Linked DNA regions of Homo sapiens: region 1 is linked to region 2. A link is a loop called in an ENCODE intact Hi-C map of the cell type or tissue named here. Cell type or tissue: HCT116. All regions are shown on one strand. Each heading gives the region's core, and the rest is flanking DNA. Links, peaks and the distances in the headings are about the cores only.

Region 1 (2,914 bases), core at 294-2,793, 150 kb after region 2:
GCCTGTGTCTTCAGGTGCTTTGCCAAACTCTTAAAAGAAAGTGTCCAGTGAACTTGGAAGTGGGCCCCTGAGCTGAGCACAGGGCCAAAGCAGCCATGGCAGACACCTGACGGAGGGCACGGGGCTGGCTGACACTAAGTTTGGTGGGACAGTGAGGGGTGGGAGGGGGGTTTCCAGGGCCTGGTGTTGGAGAGTGCAGAGAAATATCTACCTCCCTGGAGGTGTGAAGACTAGGTTTTTCTTCTTCCTTCCAATTAGATTTTCCTTAATTATAGTGATGTCTTCCTTATTCATTTTTCTCTCCCTGCCTCTCACTGCCATAAGAATATCAGCCTGGGGGCAGTCCAGACGCAGCCCTTTGTCATCCTTTCTGTTTGCCTAGTCTCAGCAGACTGTGATCACAAGGCATTGTCTGTGGGATTTTTCCTTTCCCTTTCTTGATCTCTCTTGTGGTTCTAGGTTGTTTGGTTGTTCATTGTTATGGTGGCTTTTTATTTTAACGCCCCTTGAGCCCCATGATGGCTGGTGTCACCCTGTTCTTTTACACTGTTGGGCCAGGTGCTGCTTGTCCTTCTTAGGGCATCATCAATTGCAAATATTTCCTTTTGCTCCCTTTATGAAGATGTTCTTATACCCTTGCTTTCCCATATTTTTCTGGCCAAGCATGCCATCTCCTTTACTCTGGGAACTTACATCCTGAATCCCAAGAGGGGGTCACAGTTTGGAAAAAGTCATCAGGGATTCTGGAACTAAGTCTGATAAAAGATTCCAGTGAAGCCCTGTTCTGAGAACGAGCAGACTGCAGGGGAGGCCATGGGATTCCCCAGGCCAGTGTCTGTGCTGATCCTTCAAGGGTCTGCAGGTATGCAGGTGGCCTGGGCTGCTCGGCAGATACTTTGCTGATTCCCAGCTGAGGGGAGCATGGTGGCGATTGCTCAGCCATTTTCTGACAGACACACAGACCTGCCTTTTCTCCCCCAAGTATACCGTACCCTCCTGTGAGACAGTGTGTGCAGGCACCACCACCTTAATCCTGCTGTTGCCTGACATGCTGATTCTCATTTATTATGCTGCATCAACACATTAGAGGTACAGGAGCGGCTCAGTCATGAAAAAAGAAGGTCTTTTGCCCCATTTCTTTATTTCAGAGATGTGGGCTTTCAGTGGGAATTTGCTGACTCCTACTTTATAGGCTGAGTCAATGAGGGAAGATGACTGGCGTTTCCTCTGTCTAAATGGGAGGTTGCCAGAGCGCTGGCTGGGACTAGGATGTGTAACTAAGATTTCAGTTTGAAATCTTAGATTTCAGTTCACGGCGATAAAGAAGTAGGTGCTGCACACAAATATGTAAAGCAATTGTAGGAAATTTGAAAGGAAAAAAAGAAACCGAAGCCAGTATTTTAATAATTGCTTTTTCTGTGTATTTTGTATTGGGCTGGGGGATAGCATCAAAGGTTGAACTTTTTGAGCTTTCTATGAAAAACCCCAGGACCTTCTTTCTTTGGCCATTTCTATGGAAATGCGATGTCAGATGGATGGTAATGGTGCCCTCCAGTGGCTGTGAGACCTCATTGCGCATTGTCTACTGGAGCTTTAGTCTTCTGAGACGGAGGAAAACTGCTGAATACTCTGGATTCATCTATGTCTACAATGTTGCATTTATGAAAAACTACACTGTGCTAGGCGCATTCTAGGACATGAATATGACCACACCCTCTTTCACCGGGTGTTTCTGTAGCAAGTTTTCATATTCTTTTCAAACAATGGTTTCTCTGCGTTAATTATTGAGGAAAAAAAAAGATGGGGTAAGAAAACTACCCATGCATGATGTAGAGAGCTGTTGATTTGTTTCTGTTTTTTTAAAGGAAAACTATTTGTAAGATGTTGCACTAAAACATTTTATATACACTTCAGAGACCTGTAGTAAATTATGTTGAAAATACGGCTGTTTACATTTACTGCAGTCTTCTATCCTTCTTTCCCCTTACTAACCAGCCCCCTTCCTCTGTGGAACTGTGCTGTGGGAGCCTACAGTTCTGCCCTTGGCATTGGCCTGCTAGGCTCAAGGTCTGTGAATTGCAGTCTTTATTATTACACCCCATAACCTTCAAATGATAAAAACACCTCTTCCTCAAGACACTTCACTGCCATCTGCTGCAACATATAGTAAATAGACACCTCCACCCCGATGATCAAGGCTATGCTACCTCTAGAGCTGTGCAACACACAACACACCTAGCCCCTGAAAGCCAGGTTCAGAATGTAGATCTTATAACCTGTAGCGTTTTTGTTGGGGGGTGGGGTGGGGGTAGAAGCCGGATGAGAAGGAGAGCAGGAACACAGGATGGCCTTCTCTAGGGCCTCTGCGGCAAGTCCACACCATCCTTTTCCAACTATGAAGTGCTGCCCTGGCCATGAAATGCAGCGGGGATTTCCCAGAATGGTGATAAAAGCAGGAGTTGTGCATTCTAGTTAAGTGAGACTGCACAGCGCACTGGTCTCTGTTTCCTCTTCCAGTGTTGGGAGGGGTTTACATCTGCAAATTGAGAAGAATGTTAGAATGATTAAAACCATAGCAGTGATACGTGATTAGTCAGAACCCATCTATAATTCTTTAAAATTCATAGAATATGCAAAAAGGAACTAGATAGTAAGAAGCAGAGGGAGACACTTCTTTTTTTCTTCTTTTTCTAAATCCAAGACTTTCAAAAGCTTTCGTGTGTGCTTTCCTCTGCTCCCAGAACCATTGGCTGCATCCTTATCAACTCCTTGCAGCTGCTGGCTTGGCCAGGAGTTGAAAATGTGACTGCCTCTCCCTTGGGTACCCATAATGGTTCCATGTTAAGTCTTATGTATAATTTTTCCTAATTTTTTTCTAATGTTCTTTTTCTGCCAGGGTATGTTTTAAAAAGGG
Region 2 (2,914 bases), core at 122-2,621:
AATCATGTTGCTTAGCATGTGTATCCATCAAGATTCTTGGCTGCATGCAATAGAAACCAAGTCTAGTTGACTTAAGCAGAAAATAATTGCTTTGGGAAAATGTCTGCCAGCTCCAGAGCAAATGAAAAGACAGGAAGACCAGACTCTGGATATGCGCAGTAGCCAGGAAAAGCTGAGCAATGAAGAGCTCAGCCAAGGTCACACCACAGAAGCGGCATGGTTGGGATACCACTGGACACCAGACACCGACCCACTGGAACCACCAGGACATGGGATGTCACTGCCCAGTGGACTGCATTCCAAACCATGGTTGCTGCTTTGTGTTACTTGCTCCAGATGCAAAGTCCCAGGTGAGACCATCCAGTTGGCAAATTTTTTTTTTTTTTTTTTTTTTTTGAGACAGAGTTTTGCTCTTGTTGTGCAGGCTGGAGTGCAATGGCACGATCTCGGCTCACCGCAACCTCTGCCTCCCGGGTTTGAGTGATTCTCCTGCCTCAGCCTCCCGAGTAGCTGGGATTACAGGCATGCACCACCATGCCCGGCTAATTTTTTGTATTTTTAGTAGACACCGGGTTTCACTATGTTGCCCAGGCTGGTCTCAAATGCCTGACCTCGTGATCCACCCACCTTGGCCTCCCAAAGGGCTGGTATTACAGGCGTGAGCCACCGTGCCCGGCAGAGTTGGTAAATCTTAAGCCTTGTGTGCCCTTGTCCAGCTGCTGAAGGACAGGGACAACAAGTATTAGGCCATCAGAGGCTCTATTTTATTAGGAGAATTCCCCAAATATAAGAAGGAGATCAGCTGCTGGACAGCCCACAAAACGAAACAAAGCAAAATCCACTATGGTTGCTAAATGTTTATTTTTTGTTTATTTATTGATATATTTTTTTGAGACAGGGTCTTACTCTATTGCTTAGGCTGCGGTGCAGTGGTGCAATCATAGCTCACTGTAACCTCAAACTCCTGGGTCAAGCAATCCTCCTGACTCGGTCTCCCAAGTAGCTAGGATTAGGACCATAGGCATGCATCACCACACCCAGGTTATTAAATGTTTTTTATGACCAAAAACACCAACAAAACTTAACTGACGGTAGAAACACAATATTTTGGAACACGAGATCAATGGAAGAAAAAAATAATGAACAGGTTTAACGATTAAAAAAAAAAAGACTGACTGGAACAGGTATCTCTAATGTTGTTCACAGACTTAGACGCCCCCTGCAGGCAGGATGAAGGAATAAAGACTGGACTGATTTTCTCAAGCCCTTTCTTTCATTGACTATATGCCATAATAACCTGGACTTGTAGAATTAATCACTGCTTAGAAATAACTAGCTCATAGCTGCTACACATAAGAGAAAACAAAAGTAATAAACATGGTATGGAGGTCCTATGGTTTGAATGTGTCCCACAAAGTTCATGTGTTAGAAACTTAATCCCCAAACCAACATTATTGGGAGGTGGGACCTTTAAGAGGCTCTGCCCTCGTGAATAGATTAATGCTTTTCTCGCAGAAGCGTGTTCCTGGATAAAAGGATAAGTTTGGACTGCTTCCTGGTCTCTCTCGTGTCCATGCTTTCTTGCCCTTCCACCTTCCACCATGGGATGTCACGGCAAGAAGCCTTTCACCAGATGAAGGCCCCTGTACCTTGTACTTCCCAGGCTTTAGAACTGCAAGAAATAAATCTCTGTTCTTTATAAATTACCCAGTCTCAGGTATTCTGTTATAGCAGTACAAAACAGACCAAAACAAGTGGTTTCTTTTATATAAAAGAAATCTGAAGGCGGGCAGGCCCAGGTTGGTACCGTGATTTCATGGTGTCCATGAACCCAGGCCTCTTTTGTTTTTGCTCTGCCATCATTAGTAGTACAGGGCTCCCATCCTCAAAGACACTTCCTTAAGGCTGCTGGAGCTCCAGCCATCATGTCTGAATTCCACATAGGAAGTAGGAGGAAAGGTGAAGGGACAAAAGACAAGAGAGAAGATATAAACTGTCTGACCCCTCTTAAGACTTCCTGAAAGTCCTGAAATGTACATTTAGATTTAACAATGTCTGCTTGCATCTTATTGACCACCCTTAACTGTAAGATAGCCTGGGAGTTGCGGTCTTTTATTAGGGCACATGGTCACTCAAACATTGTGTGAGCAACTAGCAGTCTTCACTTCCCCAGGGAAGTCTCAAAAGTAGTGAGAAGTTTGGTTTAGAGGCCTTTGACTCTCCCTCTGCTCCAACTTTGTCCTCCCCTGAGTCAACTTTATGTGATATCACTTAGGACAAGGGAAGCTTCCAGGGAAGACACCAGCACTGAGGTCTTAGGACCACCTCTCTGCAATGTCTAGAGAGTGGTATGAGCCCTTTGAGGAGCTTCCTAGGAAATAACCAAACACTGAACATTTATTGAGCATTAACCTTCTGCCAGGCACTGTGTGAAGTGCTTTATCTCCACCCTGTTACCCCATCCTCACAACTGCTCCTCGAGGTAGGCACAATTGTGCCCATCCTGAAAATGAGGGAGCCAAGGATACGTGGCCATAACTTGCCTGATTACAGTTAGTGAGTAGGGACCAGGATGGAAACGTGTGTTTATCTGACTTCTGAGCCAGGATCTTAACCAACACGCTGCAGCTGTGCTGTCCCATACAGTGTCACTGGTCACACGTAGCTGTGTACACTTAGATTTAAATTAATTAAAGCAAAGTCAAATTTAAAATTCAGCTCTTCAACCATGCTGCCAACATTTCAAGAGCTCAGTAGTCGTGTGTGGCTAGTGGTTACCATCTTGGGCAGCAAAGCTATAGAACATTTTCAACATCACAGAAAGTTCTATTGGACAATGCTGTGCCAGAGGAATGGATCATTATTGACTTTCATTCGTCATCACAAATGGGATGATGAGAAACTTTTTTCTTGC

The links. A loop is a pair of places that touch in the nucleus more often than their neighbours do. Peaks named below come from ENCODE experiments on the same cell type or tissue, not always from the same donor. Only the 100,000 strongest peaks of a DNase experiment are listed, where the experiment ranks them.
Region 1: it touches region 2 in a loop (2.8-fold over the local background); 20 of 110 quality-filtered maps call a loop at or near these places.

What each region holds. Positions count from the first base shown.
Region 1 is chr1:116,573,436-116,576,349 of GRCh38, reverse strand. IGSF3 (immunoglobulin superfamily member 3) reads left to right here. Exons shown (of 11, transcript NM_001007237.3): 11 at 1-1,942. It overlaps LOC124904385 (a long non-coding RNA gene), which reads right to left. Exons shown (of 2, transcript XR_007066497.1): 2 at 1,600-2,536. Among named protein-coding and RNA genes, the nearest start is that of CD58, 3.9 kb to the right of the region's middle. RefSeq lists an enhancer at 2,020-2,309. In HCT116, for the core only: a CTCF peak has its summit at 1,561 (motif pointing left); a DNase peak (open chromatin) is centred at 1,579.
Region 2 is chr1:116,723,250-116,726,163 of GRCh38, reverse strand. No RefSeq gene overlaps it. Among named protein-coding and RNA genes, the nearest start is that of CD2, 30 kb to the left of the region's middle. In HCT116, for the core only: a CTCF peak has its summit at 1,224 (motif pointing left); a DNase peak (open chromatin) is centred at 1,213.